3 separate regions of the Mus musculus genome follow, and regions 2 and 3 are each linked to region 1. Evidence: chromatin loops called from intact Hi-C (ENCODE). Cell type or tissue: heart. All regions are shown on one strand. Each heading gives the region's core, and the rest is flanking DNA. Links, peaks and the distances in the headings are about the cores only.

Evidence for each region. Hi-C counts contacts between places; a loop is a spot of excess contacts. Peaks named below come from ENCODE experiments on the same cell type or tissue, not always from the same donor. Only the 100,000 strongest peaks of a DNase experiment are listed, where the experiment ranks them.
Region 2: a loop joins it to region 1, with 7 times the contacts of the local background. A loop is called at or near these places in 4 of 42 quality-filtered maps.
Region 3: it touches region 1 in a loop (6-fold over the local background); 6 of 42 quality-filtered maps call a loop at or near these places.

What each region holds. Positions count from the first base shown.
Region 1 is chr8:107,596,569-107,607,742 of GRCm38, forward strand. No RefSeq gene overlaps it. Among named protein-coding and RNA genes, the nearest start is that of Psmd7, 14 kb to the left of the region's middle. In heart, for the core only: a CTCF peak has its summit at 6,658 (motif pointing right); no DNase peak of the experiment used is centred there; H3K27me3 peaks cover 1,604 bases.
Region 2 is chr8:109,412,357-109,423,530 of GRCm38, forward strand. It overlaps a transcript of Pmfbp1 not described here. Among named protein-coding and RNA genes, the nearest start is that of Gm35145, 43 kb to the right of the region's middle. In heart, for the core only: a CTCF peak has its summit at 5,099; no DNase peak of the experiment used is centred there; H3K4me3 peaks cover 329 bases; H3K27ac peaks cover 765 bases.
Region 3 is chr8:109,534,462-109,539,461 of GRCm38, forward strand. It overlaps Pmfbp1 (polyamine modulated factor 1 binding protein 1), which reads left to right. Exons shown (of 21, transcript NM_019938.3): 15 at 1,351-1,515; 16 at 2,091-2,258; 17 at 2,576-2,743; 18 at 3,480-3,583; 19 at 4,138-4,212. Among named protein-coding and RNA genes, the nearest start is that of Dhx38, 29 kb to the right of the region's middle. In heart, for the core only: CTCF peaks have their summits at 866 (motif pointing right) and 2,457 (motif pointing left); a DNase peak (open chromatin) is centred at 2,410; H3K4me3 peaks cover 273 bases; H3K27ac peaks cover 1,187 bases.

The sequences.
Region 1 (11,174 bases), core at 3,686-8,685:
CTTTAGAGCCGGCTGGCCTTGAACTCACAAGAGATCCACCTGCCTCAGCCTCCCGAGTGCTGGGATTAAAGTTGTGCATCACCACCCCACATCTTATTTTATTTTATTGGCGACAGGTCTCATTGCATTACCCTGGCTATCCTGGAATTCACTATGTAGACCAGGATGGTCTTGAACTCACAGAGATCCGTCTGCTTCTGCCTCCTGAGATTAAAGGCAGGAACCACACCATGCCCAGTCCCCATTTTAAAATAATTTTATTAAACATTTTTAAAACTATGATGTGTACATGTGTGTATCTGAGTGTTTGTGCACTTGAGTATAATGCCCCCAGAGATTAGGAGAAAGCTTCAGATCTCCTGAACTCCTGTTGCAGGCAGTTGTGAATCATCCTGTGGTGGTTTGAATACGCTTGGCCCAGCAAGTGGCCTATTAGGAGGCATGGCCTTGTTGGAGTAGGTGTGGCCTTGCCTGAGGAAGTGTGTCATTGCGGGGGTGGGCAATAAAACCCTCCTCCTAACCACATGGGAGCCAGTCTTCTCCTAGCAGTCTTCAGATGAAGATGTGTAACTCAGTTCCTCTTGCACTATGTCTGCCTGGATGCTGCCATGTTGCTTGCCACCTTGATGACAATGGATTAAACCTCTCAATCTGTAAGCCAGCCCCAATTAAATGTTGTCTTGGTCATGGTGTCTGTTCACAGCAGCAAAACCCTAACTAAGGGTGTCCCAAGTGGTTGCAGGTATCTCTTAACTGCTATGCCATCTCTCCACTCTCTCTACCCTTTGAGTCGGGGTCTCTCACTGAGCCCGGAGCCCACCCATCAGGGAAGACTAGTTGACCAGTGAGCTGCAGAGGGCCTCCTCTTGTCTCAGCTTCTTCAGCACTAGGGTTCCAGGAGCACCCCAGTAGTACTGGCTAGCTTGTGGGTTATTTTCCTCTATCAATCAAAGAATGAAAAGACAGGGAAATGGCTCAGTGTAGTTTGTTGACAAATCGTATAGATGTCTCTGGTGGAGGAGACCATTAGCAATAAGGAAGTGTGGGATTTTATTTGGGGTTAGGATATTCCATCCAGTGATTCTCTCTCTCCCCATGTTCTCTGTCACCAAAGCTGTTTATATGTTCCTTGTGATACACAGATCTCTGTCTCTAGAAGTCTTGAATAGCTGGGTAAGAGTGGGCTCCCCAGCCTCCTCTGATCTTCGTGGTATAACAGTACAGAGACCCCAGTGAGGGGAGATAGGGGTAAAAGCCATCAAAAAGTCAAACAGGTTATTACAGTCTCCCACAACCTCACCACCATGCCTGGGTTTTTGTGGGTGGGCTGGGATTTGAACTCTGGTCCTCATGACTGTGCATCAACTGCTTGTAGGTACTCAACTACTTCTCTGGCCCTTATTTATTGATTGATTGATATTTATTTATTTATTTATTTTTGGGAGACAGTTTTATGTAGCTGTCCAACTCCCTGTGTAGCTGAGGGTGACCTCAAACTCACATTCCTGCCTCTGCTTCCCAGGTGCTGGGACTGCAGGCAAGCAAGGCTGTGCCTGGTGGAGGTGGTGCTAGGGGCTTGAACCTACGTCCTTGGTCATGCTGGGTGAGCACTCTTTAACAACTGTGCTTCAAGGGTAAGGTTTTCAGGAGCGAGGACGGGTGGGTTCAGGAAGCAGCACCAGGTCTCTGGCATGAGAATAAAGAGAACTTAGCACAATTTTATAGGAGAATGCTAGGAGCCCGGTAGATGTTGGCAGACACAGCCGTAGTTAGAGTGGAGATCAGTTATTATCCTTCTATCTTATGACAGGGAACAAGAATTTTATATTTTTATTACCTGGTATTTATATTTTAGGTAGCCCGGAAGAAAAAGCACTGACACATACCTTTGCCTTTATCAGATATTTCTTTATCTTTTGCTTGATATATTTTTACTTTGAAAGTAGTTTTTTTTTTTTTTTTTTTAAGAATCTTTTCACTAAGATTGTACATGTGACCATTTTGATCTTTCCAGTGGCTGATTGTTGCAGCAAAATTTGATTTTTTTCCAAAAAGAGGTTTCTCTGTTTTTTGTTTTTGTTTGTTTGTTTATTTGCTTGTTTGTTTTGGTTCTGTACAGGTGATGTCCCAGTGTATTGGCCTTGGATCCTGACGCGGCTGCGGCTGCTATTCATCTTGTTGTTGTCAAATTTCATTTAACTGCAAATTAAAAAAAAAAAGAAGAAGAAGAACTGAACAAAATTACAGCAATTTCTGTTCATATCCAGGAAATAGAACTCTCCGCAGGAACCTTTGCATGAGTTAGAAAATCATTTCGTATTGTGCTGCGATGGCCTGCGAGGTTCTTGGGGCGAAGCACGGCTCACCTCTCTTGGATGGAGCCCAGAGAGAGCCCTCGGTGCACAGACCGTCGCTAACTGCCCAGCTGAAAAGCTCATTTTCTTTCAAGATCGGTGTTGGAAGCTGCTGTGATTCAAACGATTCAAACGAGGTACTAAGCTTGCGAATGAAGTACCTTCAACTGAGATTAGGAAAAGAGCGCCCAGGGGCTCACAGGCGGCTTCGGGAGCTGCTTCAGCAGGGACCTCGCTGGAGCTTCACTTTGAATTTATCTCTTCCTTTGGTTAAACATGGTGCCTATTTTAATAAAAACAACTCCTTAAGTTAACCCGAAATAAACAAACGAGAAGTGCCTTTTATGGTTTGGGCTTTGTCCATGCTGGGCGAGCGCTCTGCGGCTGAGATCACTTCTGGGTCCTTAAATTAACCAGGTCTATGTTCAAGTGCCTTGAGCCCACTTTTATTTATTTATTTATTTATTTATTTACCACTCTGACATTGTTTTTGCCTAAAATTTTTATATTGCATTTTTCTCGTTTTGTGCGCGTGCATGTATGTATGCGCAAAAATGCCACCGCGCGTGTGCAGAGATCAGAAGACAACTTTTGGGAGTCGGGTCCCTCTGCTACGGTATGAGTCCCAGGGATTGAACTCAGATCCTTGGGTTTGGCAGCAGGTAGGTGTCTTTACCTGCTGAGTTCTCTCGTTAGCCGATTTTGTTTAGTTTTAGAGACAGGATCTCACACAGTGGTCCAGGCTGGCTTAGAATTCACTATCAAAGGATTAGCGGTCCATTTCTAGGATACAGTGTTTCACAGGGCTTCTCTCCATTTTTCATTTCTTACAATCTTTCTCCCCTCTGTGACGTTCCCTCAGGCTCCGAGGAGGTACTAGAGATGTTCTGGGCAGGACTAAGCACTCAACAGTCACTCTCAGTGCTTTGTCCAATCTGAAGCCCCTCCCACTAACCATCCCTGACCGAGACTAAGCGTAGCATTCGTGCTGGGCGTGGTGGTGCACGCCTTTAATCCCAGCCTTTGGGAGGCAGAGATAGGCAGAGGTCTGAGTTCGAGACCAGCCTGGTCTAGTGAGTGACTTGCAGGATGGCCAGGGCTGCACAGAGAAAGCCTGTCTTGGAAAAACCAAACCAAACCAACAAACAAAACAACAACAAAAAATCTAGTTTTCAAGCCCTGTCTGCCTGTCGATCCTGTCTGCCTGTGACGGTAGGGGAGGGGGCTAGCTCTGGAACGTGCTCATCAGACACAATTAGTATTGGATGTGTGAATTAATTGGTGGTAGTCCATTTTTACAATGTGTGTGTGTACTTGTGTACCGAAAATACTGGAAATCTATATAATTTTATCTGTCAATTATATAGTACAGCAGGAGAAAAAGGCTTGTCAAAAACGAGCTTTACATATTTTCTGTTCCACACAGGAACTGGATGGGTCAAACATTAGACACCGGTGCATTGTCCATTGAACTTTAGCAGTTTCTTCTGTTTGACATGGCAGTCAGAAGACAAACAGGCACTGGCAGGTTCTGGGGTGATGACGGGTCACCTCTGCATCTCCTCCGTTCTCATCTCTCCCCTTTGCGCCTCATCTTCCCTGTCTTGTATAGCTTTGTCAAGACCATCAGAGCATTGTCAGCTTGGTGCGAGGTTAGCACTTGGAGGCCACGGATGGACAGACACACTTAAAGCGGAAAAGGAAGTCTTTATTGCCGTCGGCAGCTGCAGAACTTGCTCAAATCAAGTCGTCCTGAGCCTTATAGCCCTTTTTCTTTTATGCACAAACCCGATATCCTGGTTGTCACACCAGTTACCAAGAAGCAGAACTACAGAAGTCAAAAAGCGAGGTTACTACACCTAGGGACTCCCCTGGAAGTATGGATTAGGTCTTTATTCTAGTTTTGGCAGGGGTTGAGGCCCGTGCGCTGAGGTTTCCCGCCAGATGGTGCCTCTAACATGGCGTCAGCTGTGCTAAGGTCCGGGCACCTGTTACAAGCTGATAATCAACGTCAGGGCTGTTAAGCATGAAGCGGCTTTATCTGGGGGAGTGTGGGGGATTATAGTTTAGGAGATACTGATTTGGATAACACCAAGAGCGAGTCCCAAAGCGAGAGCAAATGGCTTGGGTTTAAGACGGAGGAGAACTGAGCGGGATTGGTGCGAGCAGAGAGGTAAGGCTGGGGTCCTGGCCCAGCTGCTTGGCAGACAGCGCGTTTAAGTCAAGGGGTGCTGTGATTGGCCAGAGTGCAGCCTGTAGGATGTCTCTAGGCTCCCCTAGAACTGTGGGAGCCAGGTGGGATTTGCCTTCTACCCTCCTATCCTCCTCCTCCTCCTCCTCCTCCTCCTCCTCCTCCTCCCTCCCTCCCCCCCCCTCTTTTCTTAAGGTAATGTTTCATGTAGTCCAGGTTGGCTTCAAATTCATTCTATAGCTAGCTAACCTTGAAACTTGGTCTTCTTTCGTCACCTTCCAGATACTGGTGTGCACCACTAAGCCCATCTCTCCTTTCTCTCCTTTTCTTTCCTTTTCTTTCAACACATCTTCTTGAATACCCAGGCTGGCCTAGAACTTGCGATTCTTCTGCTTCAGCTCTCTGTGTGTGCTATTATCCAACTCCGTTAAGGTGTTGTGTTTGCCCGTCAAAGTGAAATGACTAGCAAATAGGCCTGGTAAGATGATATATTAGTGTATGTCACACACACATCACACACACACACACACACACACTCTACACAGACACACACACAGAAACCACACACAGACACACATAGACACACTCAGAGAAACATACACACACATACACAGAGACACACAGAGATGCAGACATACACACACAGACACACACACACACAGACATATACAGAAACACAGACACGCCACACACAGATGCACAGAGACACACATATACAGGCACACCATACACAGACAGGCACAAAAACACACAGACACCCCACACACAGACACACAAAGACATACACGCACACACAATACATGACGCATACACATGAACACAGGCACATATACAGATAGACAGACAGACACAAACACATACTCTCACACACATACACTAATATATAAAAAACAAACTTATGAAACCCTTTCAATGCTTATAGGATAAAATTCGAATGCACACATGCCAAGCTCTCTGATTACTTTTCCTTTAGCTCAGGCACAGTGGTGCACCCTGGGATGCCCGTTGGGAGCCTGAGTCGAGAAGAATGTGAGTTCACACATAAACCACAGGGCGAGAGCCTGCTCCCTAAAACTAAACAAAGATCAAAACCCAATCTCAAACTTTCCCTTCGTTACTACATACAATTCTTTTTTTAATAGATCCATTATTTTGAACCCAATTGACCTGTGTAAAGTGTGCGTGATGTCTAGACCGACTAATGGTATCCTTCAAAACCCAAACGATATATTTTGGACTATTTTCTCAAAGGAACTACACACCATTTTCGGTTATTGTCAAATAACCCCTTTATCATAATTTCCGAAGCTCCCCTTTGTAGCTGGAGTTGAAAGAGGTGAGCGGGTTGGAACGCCAAGCCAGCGTAAGGCTTAGCAGGGCAAGTGCAAAGCAGTTGGCTTCCCTCACAATACTTTTGCATAGGAGATGTTAGAGGGAAGGGGGCAGCAATAGCTCTGGGGAATCTTCTATAACTTGTACCCGGGAATGAGAAACTCTTTACTGCGCTGATATCTCAGCTGCTCAAACCGCCTTTTCGAAGCTAGTTCAAACTTGATTTTGATCAATTAAACTACCGGGAATGGAGACTTTTCCTTGAGCGTAGACTTAAGCTTTCACCTTTAAAATTTAAACTCCTTCCCTCTGACTTCAAAGAGAAGAAGTGCCGGCTTTTAGAATCTCATTTTTAATATACTGAAGCCCTAGGATAATATTTGGGAAATGAGGAAGGAAAAAATTGAAATAGTTAAAAGTTTGGTTTTTATCTGCTATTTGATACTGAATGTACAATGTCATATTCTGCAAGAATTTTTTTTTTTTTTTTTTTTTTTTTTTTTTTTTTTTTGAGCCAGGGACTCACTAAGTATATGGCTCAGGCTGGCTTTCAACTCTTCTTCTTCAGTATCTAAGGGATTATATGTGTGTGTCACCATGCCCAGCTTAGATACCGTTTAAAAGAGTGTATGGATGAATAGTGTTGTACTATCCTGATGAATTTTAGTAGGCTCTCTTGGTAATGTTTTGGAGTTATATATTTAAGTTAAAAAAAAAAAAAATCTTTGTTCCGCAACTGGAAAACAAATTGTTTAACAGGTATTTCCAGCAGAGGGCGCCATCTGACCATGGACGCGCTATCGCTACTTGCCAGTATCCTGTAGCCCATTTTATCAATATACATAAAAAACTCAATGTTCAAATTAACTAGTTCAATAAGTAATTTAGCTCATTGATTTTTGGGCATATCCTAAGTGCCATTACAAGCTACGGATATTTTAAATGCCATTACCTAATAGAAGGAATGTTTTAAGCACCTTTTATTGATTTTATTACTGCTTTATTTTGCTGTCTTGGTTTAAAATCATTTTAACCACTCCGTAATCAAGAAGAAATATATCGTTGGTGAAATACGGTCAATTTCCTAAAAACCTTTGACATCATTAAATAAGGAATAACAGTTGTTAAATCATGTCAGGCAATAACGGAGGGACAGAAGAGATATAAAGTTTGGAGCAGTAGGCCAGCATACCGGGAAAGCCCCATTGACCTTGCGCCTGCAGATCCCACATGCACCAGAAGCACTCGAGGTGGCTCATGGTTTTCACAAGCAGCAAGACAGATTTAAAAATCCCAGGCAGTCAGGAAGTTGGAGGGATGGTAGCAGGACGGGATGATTCTGGACAATTAGAGACTTTCTTAATGACCTCCTGTGATCCTCTGTCAAAATGATTCTCTATTTGGCAATCTCATTTGATTTTCTTGCTAGACTCTAGCATGTTGATAATCTGAAGAGCATGGAAGTGATGTACTCGTAAGTTTTTTCCCCTTCTCTTTTAACGTCTCCTTCTTATACCCGTTTGGTTTATATTAGCAGTAGTACGGAGCTGATCAGCTGGGAGAGAGGCAAGGAATCTGGCCCCTAGACTGCTTAATCAAAGAGCGGCAGAAGCAGGTAGTGAGCGCAAAGCCTTGCTCTAAGCCTGCTAATGAGTTGATTGCATTGACATTTGATATAATTTAACTGCAAATATCAATACTTGTATACGATTTAGAGCGTAGCTGTTGAGCTGTGATTAGAAGTTGAAAATGATTCCTGGTAAGAGACCACCTGGCTGTGACCCAAGCCCGGAGAACGCAGTTCTCCTCATTAAGTGGAATGGATCCAGAAAGTCAAGTGTTTTGATTATTAATAGAATCTCCTCCTTTTCTTTGAGCAAATGTTAGCTTCGAGAGGAAATTGATAATTATCCGAGGTCTGTTAAATGATCGTTTGGTGAGCTCATTTCATTCCTTCAAATGAGCTCGTGTCTCCAATTGTGGCAATCATTCGCCGGGCAGAAGAGAACACTAGCTCAAACCCTAGTGGGTGTCACTGACAATGTCAGTGTGGTCAGTGCGTCCGGGAAGAATTCATCCATTGGAGGCTGCAAACCAGATTTGGCTGAAATGTGCATATTTAGCCTATGTTAACTCATAAATTGGATAAATACGTTATGCTAAACTGCACTGAGTAAATATTGAGTATGCAAAACACTCTTGTAGGTGTCTCAAACACAGAGAATATAGAATCTAGATTCTCCTCTGTGAAAGTGATGAGTACAGCTCCTGCCCTGTGGGAAGGTTGGAATAGGGATGGGAGACTATGGAACAGGGAAACGCCAGGCAAGGGAATGGGGAAGTGGCTTTGGTAAAGAGCCTGGGACATCAGTGGCTGGCATTCAATAGACCAGCAACGCAAACAGCACTGTGTGCTTCTGGGGAAATTGAACGAAGCTTCTCAAAAAATAAAATCTGATTTGCTCTGTTTCTTTCTTTTTTCATTTTTTTTCAGTATGTGATGTTTCTTTATTTCCAAGTTTATTATTATTATTATTAGGTATTTTCCTCGTTTACATTTTCAATGCTATCCCAAAGGTCCCCCATACCCACCCCCCCTTTTTTCATTTTTGTTACGAAGTGTTTAATACACCGTGAAGCGTGTGTGTGTAAGATCAAGAAGAAAACGAAAATCTCTTTTCTTCCAGTGAGATGCAGAATCTTACAAACCCCTCTGAACACCCTGTGGCTCATAGCTCCTTCCTGCCTACCCCAGTACTTCAAATTAATATTATTTCACCCAGGTGCAAAATATAGGAATTTCTGGATTGGCCAAGATCTGCAACTTTTATTCTTACCTTTGGTTGGATCCATGAGAAATGAAATGAAGAAATATGTTGTGCTTGCCTGGTATGCTATGATTACATAGTGTGTGTGTGTGTGTGTGTGTGTGTGTACACATGTGCACACATACACACACACACACACACACACACACACACACACACACACTCATAAGGGATGGGGGTCAGAAGCAAAGGGAGTTCCAAAGAATTCAAGTCAAAATAACCTAAATAAAGGAAGAAGTTCAATTTACTCATATTTATTTATTTGTTTGTTTTAAGATTACAAGCATGTCTGCGTCTGTATGGGTTTATGTGTGTCTATGTGTGTCTATGTGTGTCTATGTGTGTGAGAGTGCCACAGAGGCCAGAGAATATTGGATATCCCAGATGTGGAGTTACAGATGGTTGTGAGCTACCTGATGTGGGTACTGGGGTCCCTTGCAAGATCACTACGTGCACTTGACTGCTAAGCCATCCCTTCAGCCCCCTGCTTGCCCAATTTTTCTTCCTTTGCCCGCCATGCCCAGATTGAATGGATAATTCCGATGACATGTTATGACTGAGCCACATGTTTGGCTCTGGGGAGTCAGTCACAGTTTTCATGTATAAAGGCTCCCACGTCCCATGAGATGCTCATCTGTTAGCTGGACGATGAGTATTTTCAGATTTGCTTCCTAATTTGGCTGTTGATGCTGCCCCCCCTTTCATGTGCCAGTTTCCTAAGATCTCCAGTGGTATTTTAGGTTATAGGTGGTGGCAGCTTAAATGAGAAGAACTGTGGGGTGCACAGTTGGGGGTGCTGTCTCAGGCACACGCTTAGCTTTTCTATCTAGTCTTAGACTTACAGACTATACTCTGGTTACTTTTGTCATAAGAATGACTTGATTTCACTAACGAAGACTAACCTTGTGTGACCTTCTAATTCCCACCCAAAGAACAAGTTAGCCTTCTCCAACATGGCATCCCTTACTTATGAGAAGGCTGCAGCAGAGTTGGGGACCATTGTTGCTATTTCCCTCTGCCCGCTGGCACTTCTCTTACGGTCTTACGGTCACCATCCTTATGGTGGGAGCTTCCAAGGAGGGATGGAGGAAAGACAAGGTACAGAAAGTAGGAAGGGCTTCCTTGTTGAGCCCCGTCCTGACTTGCAAGTGATGCGACCCCGGCTCGGCAGGCACCCAACACCCACCCTCCACCACAGGGAATAGTGACTGCTGCCACATGCTGTTTTTTTTTTTTTTTTTTTTTTTTCTGGCTGCATTTCATGGAGTCCATCTCTCCCTACCCTGACCCTTTGGGATAGGGGTCTCTATTAGAATGTCTCCTGGCTACATTTCTTTAACGTCAGAACCACTCACCCAACTGTGAGGACTAAATGAAATAATATATGTAAACCACTCTTCCTGGCCTGTGTTTGAACAAGTCAAGGGTTGATGTAATCTATAGGTTACTCTGAAAGTGCTTCATAAACCATATTATGCATAGAGCCTATAAGATGGATTTAAAGAGACTCTGATATGTCAATTGCAATGTCAGAGAGAGAGAGAGAGAGAGAGAGAGAGAGAGAGAGAGAGAGCGAGAGAGCCAAAGCTGGAATTTGTGCTCAGTCCTTCCCAGTGCTAGAGTCTCTTTTGTGTGTGTGTGTGTGTGTGTGTGTGTGTGTGTGTGTGTGTATGTGTGTGTGTATGTTTTACCTGCCTGCACCTATATGGCATTTAGATAGTCCTGATATCCTTGTTATGTGCCCGGTTTCGTTGGAGACCCTAAGAGTCAAGGACACTCTTGCCAGTGGTTCAGGTAGAGAGTGGCTCTTGCTGTTAAAGGAATTATCTGGCATGCGTGGCACACATGCTGGCCTGGAACTTGGGTCACCTCTGTGGTAAAGGTAAAGATGGTTAGATGACAAGGATCAACTCTGATTTGAGCTGCTGGGCTCCTGTCCTGTTGAGAGCCTCAGTGACTCTAGTTACAGTCTTCTAAGGTCAGAAATCTCCATAGAGGGGTCTAGAAGAATATGGCTGCCTGTTCATTCTTTTTCTTTTCTTTTCTTTTCTTTTTTTTCTTTTTTTTTGAGACAGGGTTTCTCTGTATAGCCCTGGCTGTCCTGGAATTCACTCTGCAGACCAGGCTGGCCTCGAACTCAGAAATCCGCCTGCCTCTGTCTCCCAAATGCTGGGATTAAAGGCATGCGCCACCACTGCCCGGCTGCCTGTTCATTCTAACTCACGTTAGATGATTAGATGATGAGTTAAGGAAAATGGATTTGGAAAGCATTGCTCAGAGTTAGCAGTACTTGATAGAGCAAGGGAAAGGGAGAAAACCCAAACTGGAATGTTAGCACAATTCATTTCGGTAAGATGCCACTTATAAGATCCCATTGCCAAAGTGAGGCTCTGGAGGCGTGTTGCTCTGAAATGTGGCTTCTACATGCACGTATGCATGGTGTGCACGCATGCACCTGCATATATGCAC
Region 2 (11,174 bases), core at 2,764-7,763, 1.8 Mb after region 1:
GTGGTCAGCCACAAGACGCTTTCTTAGTTCCTCATAGCATCCTTAGGATGCAGCATTACCCAAGGGCAAACCAAAGTCTAGAGGAGCAGAAGGTTGGGTTCTAGTGGGACTCTACCACCTGTATCAATTTGTCTATTTAACACTTCTCCCTGCATCAATAATTTGATATTAATGCTATTGATCCTTCAGCATCAGGGTTTCCATGTATTGCTAGCATTTTCTGTGCGCTGTCAGCAATGGAGAGCTAAGGCGGTAAACTGGAGTCTCTTCATTCAGCCGGTGAGTCTCAGTCTACAACCAGGCTTAACCAACAAGTGCTTGACAGCACTGTACAGAAGGGGGTGTCTTGCAATGGCGGTTTATTCTGCCATGTATTTTCGCTCCGAGATGTAGTTTGATCCGTAAGGGCTAACAAAGGTTGTACAACTGCTGCTTGCAAAGGAGCAAAAAGTGCCATGGTGGGTTGTCCCACATGTGCATAGGTGCAACAGCAGGTCATGTGAATTTCAGGAGAATGGTTAGAGAGTGTAAGAGAACCCATATCAGACTGAGTATGGCAAAGGCATCACACAGTGACCGTAGGGAGATTGCACCACACCTGAAAAGCAAGCTGAGGGAAAGCTTGTCTGAATGGAATTTGTGATCTCAGCAAGACGGGAGAGAAACAGTAGCATCTTCTGCCATTGCCAAACTACTGGAACTTTGTCTCTAGAGGCCTTTGTTTCCAGGATCATAGGTGACACCAATTCAGACAGGTCACCCATTTCCTATACAGAAAGGGTGAAGAGAAAATTCACAGCTTACTAAATAAAGGACTGCTGGAGAGCCTGGGATGTAGAGCCAAGCCAGCTCTACCATTTACTCCCTTGTGTATCGGACGTCACTGAACCTCAGTTTTCCCACCTGGAAAATGGGTGGAACAACCCTACCTCCAAGTAGGGACTACAGTGATAACAGGATACTTAGAAGGTACTTACATGACAGTCTAGCTCATATCAAAGGCTCAGAAGTGTGAGCTATGGTTATTATCATAGCTACTGACATGGCTGGCTTTTGGTCTGTAAAATGGGAAGATGTAAATGAACAACTTCTAGGGTTCCTTCCAGCCATAACAACCTGAAGAGTCACTAATTTGGGGAGAAAACTCTAACTTTGAGGGTATGACTGCCCTCACCAGGGTTACACAGCGTACACAGAGGGAAGTGGAAAATCAGAATTGAAACCCAAATTGTTCTCTCTCTCGTGATTGTGGCTTTTTTTTTTTTTTTTTTTCCGAGACAGGGTTTCTCTGTAGAGCCCTGGCTGTCCTTGAATTTACTCTCTAGACCAGGCTGGCCTCGAACTCAGAAATCTGCCTGCCTCTGCCTCCCAACTGCTGGGAATAAAGGCGTGTGCCACCACTACCTTTTTTTTTTTTTTAAGATTTATTTATTTATATGAGTACACTGTAGCTGTCTTCAGACACACCAGCAGAGGGCATCAGATCCCATTACAGATGGTTGTGAGCCACCATGTGGTTGCTGGGGATTTGAACTTAACCAGAGCCTCTCTGTTCCTTAACCCCCTGCACCCTCGAACAGCCGAGCCCTGGGCTAGCTCGGTCCCTTTTGCATTTATTGTTCGTTTCTTGGAGTCTTCTGCTTTTAACCCCCTCCATTCTCCTACAAAGCTTGAAGCGGGGAGAGCAAAGTATTGTCTGTTGCCCTGGAGGAGTTAACATGCAGCACAGCTTTAAACAAGCTAAAGGATAGTCTTAAAATTCAGAAGGATGGGCTAGCGAGGTGGAGCATCTGGTGCCTGCCACACAAGTCTGGTGAGCTGAGTTCGGTCTCCAGAACTGAGTACAGAGTTGTCTTCTGACCTCCATATGTGTGCTGGCCTATCTATCACACACACACACACACGCACACGCACACGCACACGCACGCGCACACGCACACACGCACACGCGCGCGCACACACACGCACACGCACGCACACACGCACACGCACGCACACACGCACACGCACGCACGCGCGCGCGCGCGCGCGCGCGCACATGATCACACAAACAATAACAGTAATGCTAATATTTAAAGTACTGTAAGGTTTATTCTACTTATTTAGGGTTTTAATTTTTATTTTATGCGGTATGAATGTTTTGTTTCCATGTATGTCTGTGTGTATCGCATGCATGCCTGGTGCCCACAGAGGCCTGAAGAGGATGTCAGATCCTCCAGAGCTGGAGTCACAAACAGTTGTGAGCCACCATGTGGGTGCTGGGAATTGAACCCAGGTCCTTTGGAATAGTGTTTTTAACTGTGAAGCCATAACTCCAATCCCTACTTGTTTGTATTCTGAGATGGGGGTCTTGTAATATAGCCCAGGTTGGTCCTAATTCAAAATAATCGTTTTGCCTCAGCCTCCAGAGTACTAGGTCCACAGATGCACGCTGCCACCATACCCAATATCCTCTAATATCTAGAAATCACGCATTCGCTGGTGGTGCCTGGACCACTAGGAGACCAATAATTCTTCCGGGGGCAAGTGGGAGGGCTTTGCACCCAATTTGGAGAAAAGGCAGATCTTTGGATGTGGTTCTTTCTTTTAACCGTCCTGCGTTGTTGCTTGATATAAACTCTTAGTTATTTCTGTTTACCTCCTCAGGCACTTATGGCTATTTCTTAAGAGAGGGAAACAGGGAGGGAAATGGGTTGGGGACAAGAAGGAAAGGGGATACACTCCCAAAGAACACATCCTACTTCTTCATTCTTTGCCACTCATTTTCCAGTAGGGGACACTCAAGTCCCTAGCTGATGGAACGATCTTTCCTCCTTTGTTTGCCGTATCCTCTGCCGGGCCACCTCAACACCAGAACGTTAGTGTTCCCTTCACAGATGAAATATCTACTCAGGGTATTATTTTTTCCAAAGCAGTATTTTTCACTTGACAGCATCAATTTCATCAGAGGAGATTAATCCAATGACTTTAATTTGCAAATATCTTTCCTCTTTTTTTTTTTCCTTGTCTTCCACCTTTGATTTTGAGTACATGTATAATAATGTTGAAGGTTGGGTTTCCGCAACAGAATAGGCCCTGGACAGTCTCACAATTTGATTGTGCACAGGAAGCCACTGCTCTGTAACCACCCAAAACTGGAATTTGTCTCTAGAGCTGTTTGTTAATGAGTGGGAGGTAACCTTTAGGGCTCATTAACATTCCGCTGATGGAAAACTCCAGCGCACAGGTCTCTCTCCCCCCACTCACTTACACAGAAATCTATCTCTGTTAGGCGTGCTGGTGTGTGGAGATTGGTCTGGGCCCTCCCCCTTAGCCCTCCCCTTTAATCTCTTGGTCAGGTTTAGGCAGAGATCTTTAAACTATATAGATTTCTCTTTCACCATGCTCAAGGAGTGTGTTGTGAATCCAAAGAAACATACTGGGCGTCTGAGTATGTGCTGGGTTCTGCTGAGTCTGTCTCCTTCCATCCATAAAGCAATGTACTCACTGATGCTCGACGTAATAAATGGGGTGGGGGTGGTCATGGAGGTGCTCTGTACCTGAAGGCAGAAATAAGAATGGGGAGGGGGGAGGATACAAGAAGTAGCAAGCCCCCGTGTACCAACCACACCTAGAAAATCACAACGAGTTGTTTTCACGAATCCATTTGCGAGACGGCAGTGAACAGGAAGCCATTCTTATCACTAGATCCCTGTGTGGTGTGACAGCAGCTGGTTCCCCTGCCCTGCCAGCAAATAAGACCTCCAAATCCTCCCAGAGCGCGGCAGGTAGCATCCGTGTGCGGCAGAGCATTTAAATTCACTCGGCACTCCTCTGTAAAAGGCCACCATTGACCGGTACATGGCACTGCCAACCAACATCACCTAAACAGATGGAATAACTGCCAATGGAATTTGTGTTTTAATCACATTAATGTATTTGGCAGGGAGATCCACCTAAGTACACATTTCAAAGTCTGCCTTTGATCTGAGCCCCTTTGGGGCATTTTCCATGACTGATAAACTCCTCCTCTGAGTTCATAGACAAATGATGGAAATTGTGGGTTTTTTTTGGTTTTTTTTTTTTTTTTTTTTAAGAAAGGGAGAAGGAAGCCAGACACCCACGTCCCATCTGGCCTCTCCGTCTCTTGGGGGATGAGAAGCTCCGAGATTCAGGACATCTCACTCTCCTCTCACCTGCCTGGGCAGCTCCCTAAGAAGGGCTCCCTGAAAAGGACACTACTGCCCACCCAGTCCCTTCTCCCCCTTGAACACAGAGACACACATACATGCTTGATACAGAATCCACGGTCTCTGCGAGGCTCCTTCTGCTATTTTACAGACGCCTGTTTGGATGCTTGTGGAAAGCCTGCTGCCAACAGCTTCCCTCAGCATCTGCCCCTCTAGCCCATCACACATGTCTTGCTTAGCTTTCTAATATACCGTGATGGAAATCAGAAGCTGCGCTTTGAATGAAAACGCTCTAATTGTGCGATCATTCCTTCTAACTGTTCCACCGTGAGTCAGGCTCAGTACAGACACACAGACAAAACCAAGCCCTGTTGAACTTGGCAGTTTCCGCTCTTCCGGAGACGCAAAGGGCAGAAGGTCATAAGCAAAGTGTGATGGCTACTGAGGGGAAAAGCTGCTACATACAGATTCCCCGCTCAGACGCAGCTCCACCTTGCCTGCTCTTGAAATGGATCATCAGCTACGTCCCTTCCCCACTTAGGATAAAGAGATCTGAGGAGGTTTTTAATTCTCAGATGAATTTTCTTGTTTGTTTGTTTGGTGGATTTTCCCCCCTTCTTTCTCCTCCACAGAACACAACTAGCAAATGATTGGATCTTTGACAGAACAAAGGTATTTTTGATGGCTCTGTAATCTAGTGCGCTAATGTTCCCAGTCCCCTCATTGTCTTGCTGTCTGATCCTATCCCTTCTGCCAGACAGTCACTGCGGGATGAGTCACTTTTAATGTCTGATAATCAAGGTGAATTTTCAAAAAGCTGCCATTTTGGAATTATGCACTATATCCCAGTGTCAGGGACTAGAAAAGAAAGTGAAGGGATAAGGAAGGCTAAGATAGACACCTACTGTATGTTTGGAGAACTGCAGGACCCAGCCAACGTGGTACCAGATAAGATGTGTCTGGAGGGTCCAAGTCGATCAAGGCATACATGATGAGACAGAGACTATGTTAATTATAAATTAAAAATAACTTCTATGATAATGAAGATTATATGCACAGGAGAAAACGTCTTAGTTAAAACAGACTAGAAGGATAGAATTAAAACGCAGCCATTTGGGGCCATGGATTCTGTACCTACTGAATATATTGTGGTCTATTAAATAACCTAATACAAACTTAACATTTGAAAAAGAATAGAAGGGAATTGTAGTAGTCTCCGTGGAAGCTGTATTGTCTGCTGTCCTTACTTAAAGCGCTATCTGCTAAGAACATTACCTAGCTGATGAACACAGCCTCTCTCCAACCACGGAGATGAGATATTTCTAGAATCATTTAAAGAAATACCCACCCTACTCCCCAACAACAACAACAACAAACAAACAAACAAACAAAAAACCCACCAAGCCCAGTGAACTAGCCAGAGGGATGCTAAAAACCCAAGGCAAACAAAGGGTATCAGACACTCTTTCCGGGTTTTGGCTCTTCAAGTATAGGGTGGTCATTGTCTCCTCTGAGGTAATTAACTAGAGCCACGGCTCCAAATTGTAGACCTTGTTTTTCATTGTGGGCGTTGTGCTAAGTGGTGGGGTGGCTGAAGGAAGGCGATCTGAGCATAGCCCGCGAGTTCCGTTTATTATCTGGAGACGTGAGCACTATAAATAGAGCCAGGCTGTTTTGACTAGGGAAATGCTGTCCTCCTCACAGCCAGGGGATGCTGGGGAGCAGACGCTGAAGCTTCAAAGCTTTGTCCTGCTTTAGAAAAGCGTGAGGTTTTTCATGGCTGTTTCAGTGGCTGGTCGGAGAGTCTGCAGGCGCTTTATCTGTCCTGGGGGAAGGAAGAAATGGCATTTCAGAGGATGCTATTTTATACCTGTGATGGATGCTTACATGTGTTCTCCAACAGAGGCATCTAAATACCCTGGCATCCTCTGTGTACAAGTTGTATTTACAGATTATTACACTTATATTATCTACAGTGGTTACCACTAATCCTCTGTGTGTGTGTGTGTGTGTGTGTGTGTGTGTGTGTGTGTGTGTGTGTGTGTTGGGGGGGTAACAGAGAGACACACATATAAGCGCACACACATATGAGCACACATATGCTATAATCCCATAAAATGGCTATAAAATAGGCACATGAAGAAAATTTGTCGTTGCTGCATGGCTGTTATAGTGCACATAAAAGAAGATTTAAAAGCCAGAGAGTATTTGAGCTGTAAGCAAGTCCTTAGAGGTCATTTGGTACAGTCCTAATTGTAGTAAGATGGCAGAAAAGTGACTTGTCCTGTGACACTCAGTCAGAGGTCAGCAGGTGCCAGGCTAATGCCGAGGTCCTTTCTCTCAGCTCGGCACACATTTCTGTTGCCACGCACCCTCGGCAGCGTGGCTAGTCATGATTCCAGCAAAGACACCCGGAGGAAGAAAGAAAAACCCCCAGAGAGTCGCACATTTATAATCTTGAAATACAGGAATGAAATGAAACATAGTATGAATTAAAATTTTTTAAAAAAGCAAGATGGGAAAGAACATACATGTATCTGACAGACAGAACCTTCTCTACCTCAGCCAGCATTTGATACGAAGGCAGAATTGTCCTTATCTTACTAACAGAGACATTTGGAGCTGGCAAAGAAAGTGGGTGCTTCTGGCACAAATGATAGAGCTTTCTTCTTCTCCATATGTGCTTTCAGCGAGAATGTCAGACTCTCTAGGCCCCAGACTACCAGACACAGCAGACACCAGGAAGAAAACAGGACTTCCTTTTACTTCTAGACTAAATCCTTAGCAGGTGTAGATAGCCTTGCTCTCTGTTCAAAGTCTGCCTGCTGTAATCTGGTAGGTGTTTTTTGCCTCTGTAATTTGCATTTCTCTTTTGCTGTGTTCTGACTCCCGTGGGGGTAAAAATCTGCCTCCCCCCCCCAAAAGATTTCCTTTGTGCTTAGCTTCCTGGTGCCCAAAAACCCTTGTCAGGTCAAGTTCATCTCCTGTTTTAATATTAAACATGGGAATTTCCTTTACAAGCACTAAAGAGAGCAGGAGGTTGTCAGAGGTGCCGGGTGGTAACCATGGTGAAGTAGACATCACTGTGAACCAGAGCAGGGCCTCCCCGCAGCTCTGTGCTCTCTTCTAGGCTCTCTTCTAGAAGAATAAAAACAAAGGCACACACTAACAACTAAAAAGAAAAGAAAAACGGAAATCATGACTGTGTCTTAGCAGGGTAAACGATCCTTAGGAGACAAAGGAAGGGATCTCAATACTACACATTAGGCAAGACATTTATTTGTTTTTAATTATTATAATTGTGGGAAATGTGCATGTGGCAGTCAGGTGACACACTTATGGTGATGATTCTCTTTGTCCCCCATCTCTGTTGGTTCTGGGGATCCGATATATATCCACTTGTTCGGGGATCCAATACATGTCAGCTTGCGGAGCAAGCACCTAACCTGCCGAGTTATCTCCACGGCTCCACTGTAAGAGATTTTAACAAGATGATGGGTAGAGATGCTGTGATTGGTAGACAATGAAAATGTTACCACGGAACAAATGTTGGCTCTTTCGGCTCACGAATTTTGGCTCCTTCAAGTCCAACGAAACAAATGGCCTTTCAAATTCTTTCAAACATTGCGGAATATATGCGTAGCTGGTGGTGTTAACCCGGAAATATGTGGCCTTGTTCCCTCCCCCTCCCCCCTCCCCCCCTCTCCCCCTCCCCCACTTAGAGAGCCTTTGGGGTGTTGTTGGGACTTCCATTTCAGTGGTTCTGCTAGAAAGAGTGGTTCTCAACCTCAGCCCTAAGAACACTCGTGGAGAGCAGAGAAGGAAAGAGGTACCCAGTGCTTTATCCTACATTCGGCGCTACCTACGGGCTCCACCCAGCACGCACGAGTGCTATGTCCCTCAGAGAGTTTTCACAGTTAGAGGTATCTCCTACCGTTGCCAAGTGTCCCCTGGGGAAAATCACTTCTGGTTAAAACAGCCAAATGAGAGAAGATAACACTTTAGAAATGAGATCCTTTTGTCCCATGTTTTGGAGACAATATTTACCTCCGCATGAAGTCCCTGCCTCACACAGTATTTACCTCCGCATTAAGGGTCAAAGCACAGAAGGTTATGGTTCCTGGGGTTTCTTTTAGACAACTCGCTTTTAAGACACCCTGAATGCTCAAGAGACTGATAATCCATTCCGACGGCAGCGTGCGTCCCAAAGTAACCGAGCGAGGGGTCGTTGAGATACAGAGTTCACGGGACCCAATAGGTTCAAAAAAGTAGTTTTGAAAGGGATGTAACACCAACAAAACCTTTTGGGAGAAGTTAGATACCCAGTGAGATGGAAAGGCATACCATGGTCATGGATCAGGAAGCTTTGATATTGATAAGAACATAACCCTCTCTGTATACAGCCAACACACTAGGTTGTCCTGAGGGACCATTTAAAGCAACCATGACTTGGAGACCATATCTAAGAGGTTTCAAGACCCAGAGGAGATTGTGTTGTTGTTGTTGTTGTTGTTGTTGTTGTTGTTGTTGTTGTTGTTGTTGATGTTGTTGTTGTTGTTGTTTTTCAATGAATTCTTCAGATATAGCCAGGGAGGATAATGAGGGAAGAGAACCTTTCAGAGCCACAAGGAGCAACCGGTGAGGAAGCTTAACCAGAGTGAGCATGGATCCAGTCAGAAAATAGCCTCTAGCCCTGAGGCCCAGTTCTATTTCCTTCCACAGAGATTTCAGAATTGCTGTGACCCAGTAACAGGCTAGGATTTCTATTCTTTCGCCTTGTAAATGAAAATGCCTACTGTGGTCACTCTAGAGCATCTTCTGCCTTATTTTGAATATGTGGGCACAAGTAAATAAGCTGGACTTCTTAGCCCTATGCCCCTAGGTCAGAAGAAACCACCCAAGACCCAGGCTTGAGTCTGTGGAGAGATTACATGAGACTTTAGGGTCTTTTCCAGAGCAAAGTGAAAATACTTTACCCATAAAAGAAGAAAGCACATGCTGCCATGAAAGCCGGTGGTGGTGGGTTTCATGCTGTTCTCAGTTGTTTGCTGGGTCCTGGGGAAGTTGATAGGTGTTAGACATTCTCACTTGATTCCCTGCCCTTGTCGGTAAGCAATGGCTGCTCTTCTGACACAGAGCACAGTTACACACTTTCTTACACCAGTGTAATATGTATGAAGGTGATGTACAGTTTCCCACAGATGCTTACAAAGCATCTCATGGCTTCCTCCACCCCATCCCCACTGCAGCATCTTACCCATCTGAAGACTTGAGCATCGCTGAATTAACTCAGAGTCTCAGCTGAAGAAATGATGGTTATGACCTTGACTAGCTCATGGGTATGATGAGCCATAACACATATAGGTATTTAGATATATGTCAGTGTCAGCCATATTACTAAAAGGGCCTCCCAACTTTATCTTCTGATATTTGGACATTGGAAATAATGGAATTTTTCACTCCACCTTTATGATTTGTATCTTCTTTCTTGGGCTCCAATTTTCTTGCACTTTGTTAAATGATGTCAGTAGAAACTAAGGAATATTACCAACATGCTGTTTCGCATCCTTTCACCTAAATCCGCAGTGTCATTGAGTATATAATCTGGTCTTCTAGGAAAGCCAGGATTCATCAGTGCAATTATTAAGTACAAAACCAGACAAATAAGGGGGGGAAAGCATAAATAAACTCAACACTTGTGTGATTAATTAATTAAAACCTGTCAATAAACCAGGAATACAAAAACATCTTCACCGTAAAACAGAGCATCCATAAAAATTCCAAAGCAGATATTGGAGCTTCTCTTTGCTTCTATTTAGTGTTGTGTTAGAAGGCTAGTCAGGGAAATAAGACAAGAAAAAAAAAACAAAACAAGTAAAGCATCCAGCTAGATCATAAGGGAAGTAGGTCTACTACTTCAATAGCTAACATGATCTTGTCCATAGACAATCCTTAGATTTGAAGGAGCAGCAATTAAGAGGAAGGGACCAGTGGGAGGCAGAGAGGAACAGCACAGAGTAATGGGAGGTGCATATGGTGAACATGCAGTACCTGCATGAATGAAATGGTTACAATGAAACCATTATTATACATTGTCTTACTCAGGGTTTTACTGCTGTGAACAGACACCATGACCAAGACAACTCTTATAAAGGACAACTTTTAATTGGGGCTGGCTTACAGGTGCAGAGGTTCATTCCTTTGTCATCAAGGTAGGAGAGGAGCATGGCAGCTTACAGGTGGGCATAGGACTGGAGGAGCTGAGAGTTCTACATCTTGTTTCAAAAGCAGCTAGAAGGAGACTGGTTTCCAGGCAGCCAGGATGAGAGTCTTTAAGCCCACGCCCACAGTGACACACTTTCTCTAACAAGGCCACTCCTCCTAATAGTTCCACTCCCTGGGCCAAGCATATCCCAACCATCACATGCCTGATTATTATAAGCTAATAAAGCATCAACTGTTAGAGCCAGTGAATGGGTTCAATTGTGTTACAGAATCAATTTTCAAGATGTAAATATCAAGTGTATTTCTATGTGCTAACAATGAACATCCAAAAATGAAAGTATGAGAACAATTCCACTTTTATAATGATATTAAAAATAAAATATTAAAATAAAATAGGTAACAATAAATTCAACAAAAATTTAAGATTTATGACTGCAAGTTTTTCCAAAGGTCTTAGAGACCTAAATAAATAAGAAGACTCCCTGTTGATATGAGTAGGAAGATGTGATACTGTCAAGGTAGTACTGTTTACCAAACAGATTTATCCCAACCAAAGCTCAGCTTCTTGTTTCCAGAAACTGATTAGCTAGTCCTAGTATGTATATGGTCATGCAAGGAACCCAAAATAGCCAAAATGCTGAAAAAGAGGAAAGCTAGGGAACTCACAGCTTGTAATTTCATATCTCCTACAAAACCAACCAAGTAATCAAGGCTGTGTATTAATGATATAAGGATAGACAAGATCAGATCAAAGAAATAAGAATTAAGTATAGCTTTATA
Region 3 (5,000 bases), core at 1-5,000, 1.9 Mb after region 1:
CTCCTTAACTCAGTACTATAGCAAAGGTAATCATAGTTGTGACTCCTCTTTGTGTTTCTAGTTTGGCTCCTGTTCTCTCTCTCTCTTGTTCTCTCTCTCTCTCTCTAAGATTTATTTATTTACTATATGTAGGTACACTGTAGTTGTCTTCAGACTTACCATAAGAAGGCATCTGATCTCATTACGGATGGTTGTAAGCCACCATGTGGTTGCTGGGATTTGAACTCAGGACCTTCAGAAGAGCAGTCAGTGCTCTTACCTGCTGAGCCATCTCGCCAGCCCACAGAATTGTTCTAAAAAAAAAAAAAAAAAACTGCCAAAGTTGTGTCCAGTAAGACCCCCACCCCTTGCACCATACAATATTTGAATCTCTAACTAAACACCTGAAAACTTACGTTTTATTTTACGACTATTTCGTGCCTATTTTGTGTTGGGCTCTGAGGTCCAACAAGGAGGCAGAGGTGACCAAAATACATACAGGGCTGGGTAGGCAGAATGCTGAATCATATCTGTGAGCTGGTGTTGGGTTCTAGATCTGCGTGTGTGCAGGTGCTCATGGGTATTCGTGAACATATATGTGTGGTGCATGTGGAGACCAGAGGACAACTTCAGATAATTCCTCGTCTGTCATCTGACTTTTTTTTTTTCTGAGACAGGGTCTTTCAGTGACCTAGAAATCACCAAACAGGCTAGTCTGCTTGGCCTGTGAATCCCAGAGGGTTACTTATTTAATGTCCCCAGAACTGGGATTATAAGAGCATACTGCCATACCCAGCATCTTTTTAAAAATTTTTTTATGTAAATGTATATATGATTTGGCTACATGTATCCCTGTGAACCACATGCATGCAATGCCTACGGAAGCCAGTAGAGGGCATCAGATCCCCCAGGACTGGAGTTACAGATGGTTGTAAGCCACTATGTAAGAACCAGGAATTGAACTTGGGTCCTCACTGGGCCATCTCTCCAGCCCCAAGATCCATCTTTTTAAAACAGGTTCTATGAGTCTAACGCAAGTCCTTGAAAGCACTGTATGGACCGAGCTATCTCCCCAGCGCAATCTCCCCAGCCCAGACAGACATCTTTGCATCTATGAAACATATCTTATCTACTTAGCAGGTTCCGGAGCTTTTTTTTTTATATTGGCGATATGGTAGCCATAAAGAGAAACGAAGCTGGAGAGATACCAAGCAGCTCAGAAGGGGCTCTGCTCTTCCTATCAGGGAGGCGGAGATGTGCGCGTGCACATCAGCAGCTATGACAGAGCGCCCAATTCCTGTCTGCCTCCTACAGTCGCGCATCTGTGCATGCCAGGAACAGCCTTGATAGTGATGTTCTTGTTCCCTAAAGATAGCCCGCCAGAAGGATTCCATCATGATTCTGCAGACACAGCTGGATTCGGCTATCCAGAAAGAGAAGAACTGTTTCCAGAACATGGTTAGTAAAGAAGCTTATGAGGAACTTGTGCGGAAGTCGGGCAACTGCCAGGACGACCTGACACAGGCCCTGGAGAAGGTGAGGCCACGCAAGGTGAGGCCACGCCCACTCTCTGCCAAAGAAGTAGTCAAAGAAACTCGGGGGGGGGGGGCTACGAGTGGACAGGAGTCAATTTCTTGTATGACTGACACTCTTCAGTGCTTTTTAACCCTTGCCCGGACAGGGCGGTCTGTCCAACGAAGGCCTGCGTTCTCTTAGTTTTATATGTTGGTGTCCTCGGCTTCGTTGTAGGGTGGCAGAGATGATAATATCGAACCAGTCTTCCCGCTCACTGGTGATTCACAGACAGGGTTTTTCCCAAAGTCTGGATTATCAGGGGAATCCATGCCCCGTCTCTGGTGGTCATGTCTACAGATCGGTGGGGAAAAAAAAAAACAAAAAACAAAAAACTGGAAATGGAATGAGGAAGGATGAAAGACTGGGAAGAGAGGTGAAAGCCACCTGCTCTCCCTCCCCTTCCCTCTGGACCACCTGCAGCCTGACCATGGGCACCACCACAGAGAGGGCCTGGGACCTTCTGTACTAAAGACTCAGCCGAGAAGACCAAGGGCCCTGGAGGCCACTCTAATCCACTCTGTGTTTTCTGCTGAAAGCTCACTCAGGCAACCTCAGAGACAAAGAGCCTGAATCGCTCCTTGCAACAGACCCAGGAGAGGAAAGCTCAACTGGAAGATGAAATCGCGGCTTATGAGGAAAGGATGAAAAAGCTCAATATGGAGTTAAAAAAACTGCAGGGCTTCCAACAGCAGAGCGAGCAAGAGGTGAGAGTTTGGGGGTGGGGGAGGGGACGCTCACTCGGGCTCCCTTCCTATTAGAGGTCCACAAGGTCACCTTTTGCAGGCAGAATTATTTAGCACTCAGCCAGTACCCTTTGGCTGCTGGGTTCACTCCACCTTCTCTGCTTGTGGACTGACAGGCAGGCAAGGAAGGAAGATCAGAGCAGGGGCGCCCTCTGCTGGTCACTGGAAATTAAAGGCACACACCCCTGTACTCCCCCCAAGCCAGTCTACTCCTCCTTGCCTGGTCCCGTCTTCCCTACTACCCCTCCCCAATCCCCTCACTTTGCACTCCTGAGTAGGTGCACAACTTTGACAAGAAGCTGGAGGAGATGAGCAACCAGGTGTTGCAGTGGCAGAGGCAGCACCAGAGTGACCTTAAGATGTTGGCAGCTAAGGAGTCGCAGCTCCGAGAATTCCAGGAGGAAATGGCGACCCTAAGAGAGAGCCTCCTTGCAGATGAGAAGGAGGTGGGCACAGTTTGGATTCTGTCACTTCCTCTCCACCCCTCCTGACTGGGCAATTTGGGGGGATGGAAGGAACACACACTTACACACACACACACACACATACACACACACACACACACACACACACACACACACACATGCATTATTCAGCAGGGAGCCGAGTCTGGATAGTTCTGGGTCATTTCTAACCAAGAGAAGCCTGGTCCCAGCAAAAGACTGGGACATCAGTTTCCACTCACAAAGATGCCCCCCTCCCACCCCTACCCTGGTTTGCTGCCCTCTGAGCATGTCCTGCTAGTTTTTGCCATCCAAGCAGATAAGAAGCTTTCTAGACAAGCCACACATCCAGCAACCAGAGCAGGGACATCCACGGCAGACCACAGGGCCCTTGCTCAAATGAAAAAGAAGCACCTCTTCTTCCTGGTTGTCTTCTTCCGTTGGCTGTGTTTATACTTGTTCTAAAACACTGCTGTTTTAGAACAAGTCACTCCACTGCCATTAGCCTGAGAATCATTACTATCAGTGTACATATCAGCCACGAACCGTGCCTCCTCCGAGGTGTCACCACTGTGAGTTACGCAGGTTCCTCATGTGGCAGCTCTAGCCTCAGGTTGGGCAGCAGAGCTGATTTTTTTTTTCTTTTCTCAGAAAGAAGAATCCAGTATTTGGGGGAGGGGGAGGTAGCAGTCGGTGTTCTCATCCCTTATCGTCTTGTTTTTCCTTCCTGTGTGTAAAGCCGTACTCCCCGCCTGCAAAGCTAACCCCCAAAGAAACCTGCAGGCACCACCGGGAGAATGACCAGATTATGAACAACGTGGAACAATGGGCAAAGGAGCAGAAGTGAGTATTTGAGACAGAGGTAGGGTAGGTCCCACGGCCAGGAAGAACTGAGAACCACAGTGACAAGTCAGTCACACATGCTTGCCGGAGAACTCACTCACAAGAACTGAGAATCAGACAAGAGGGGTCTGGCCCTTTCAGGCCATCTTGCAAACCCTGCTATATAGCAACAGAGTAGCATCCGACGGGAAGGCCCGTTTCCAGGAGGTCCAAGCTTCTTCTTCCTAAGTTGGGATCCAACCTTGCAAAGCCTGTAGCATAGCAACAGAGTAGCATCAGAAGCACAGAGCCCGTTTCCATGAGGTCCACGCTTCCTCTTCCTAAGTTGGGATCCAACCTCACTTGGAATCCAATCCCTTGTAGACCAAGGCATTAGTAGAATGTGAGTCCCTTTGTGACTGACAAGGCTCTCCCTCTAGGGAAGAGGTGATTGATGGGGGGCAGGAGGGGGGCAAGGAGCCAGCAGAAACCCTCCTGGGAAGACCCAGTGCCCATCAGCCAGCTTCTCGCAGCTCTAGGGAAGAGTCATCCCTCCCCTGTGTGTTTTGTTACAGGATTGCCAATGAGAAGTTGGGAAACAAGCTGAGAGAGCAGGTTAAATACATTGCCAAGTTGACTGGCGAAAAGGAGTAAGTCTTCCTCCCTGGACAGTTGCCTCTTGGGACCACCCCTGGTTGATTGACATTCTGTATGGGGACCAGCCCCCCAGGAAAAACAAAACAAAACTAAGATCCAGGCAGACCCTGAGACCCGAAACAGTTCCTTTGCAACACTAACATGTCACTTGACTATACTGACAAGGGACCTTAATACCTTCCCCCTCAATGGCAATACAGTAAGAGATCACACACCTCCTTCTTCCACTCAACTCCTGTGAGTTTCAGAGGCTGAGGGCATTAAGAAAAGAATGAGTAGTGGCAGACAGGACTATGTGTATGGACTAAGTGGCTGGAAGAGATGTCCATGAACGAAGGCGAAAGGAAGCCATGGCTCACTGCTTTCAAGGCAGGAAGTCCAGGTTGAAGGTTCCTCTGCTTGACCTTGTCCTCGGGAAACTGAGGCACCTTTACTTAGGGTCCTACTCTCCCTGTGACCCTGCTTCACCTCCTGGTCAAAGGTTTGTCTATTGGGAGTGAGGCATGGCTGTGTAAGGGAGGTTGAGGACAGAGGTGAAGAAATGAGTGTCTAAAAGTGGAATCTTGGGGGTGGTGAAGGTTCAGGCAGTGACATGGCCTAGGGTAGGGGTTCCCAGGCTTTTTCCATGGAGCATAGAGACTACCATGATTGACAGTCCAGGAGGGTGTGGAGAGGGTTTGCATGTGTCAACGTTGGCCAAAGCAGCAGTTGCCTCATGCTCTGTTATGAGGGCTGAGAATGTCAATGTCTCTGACACCTGGATCCCATCTGGGGCTCCTGG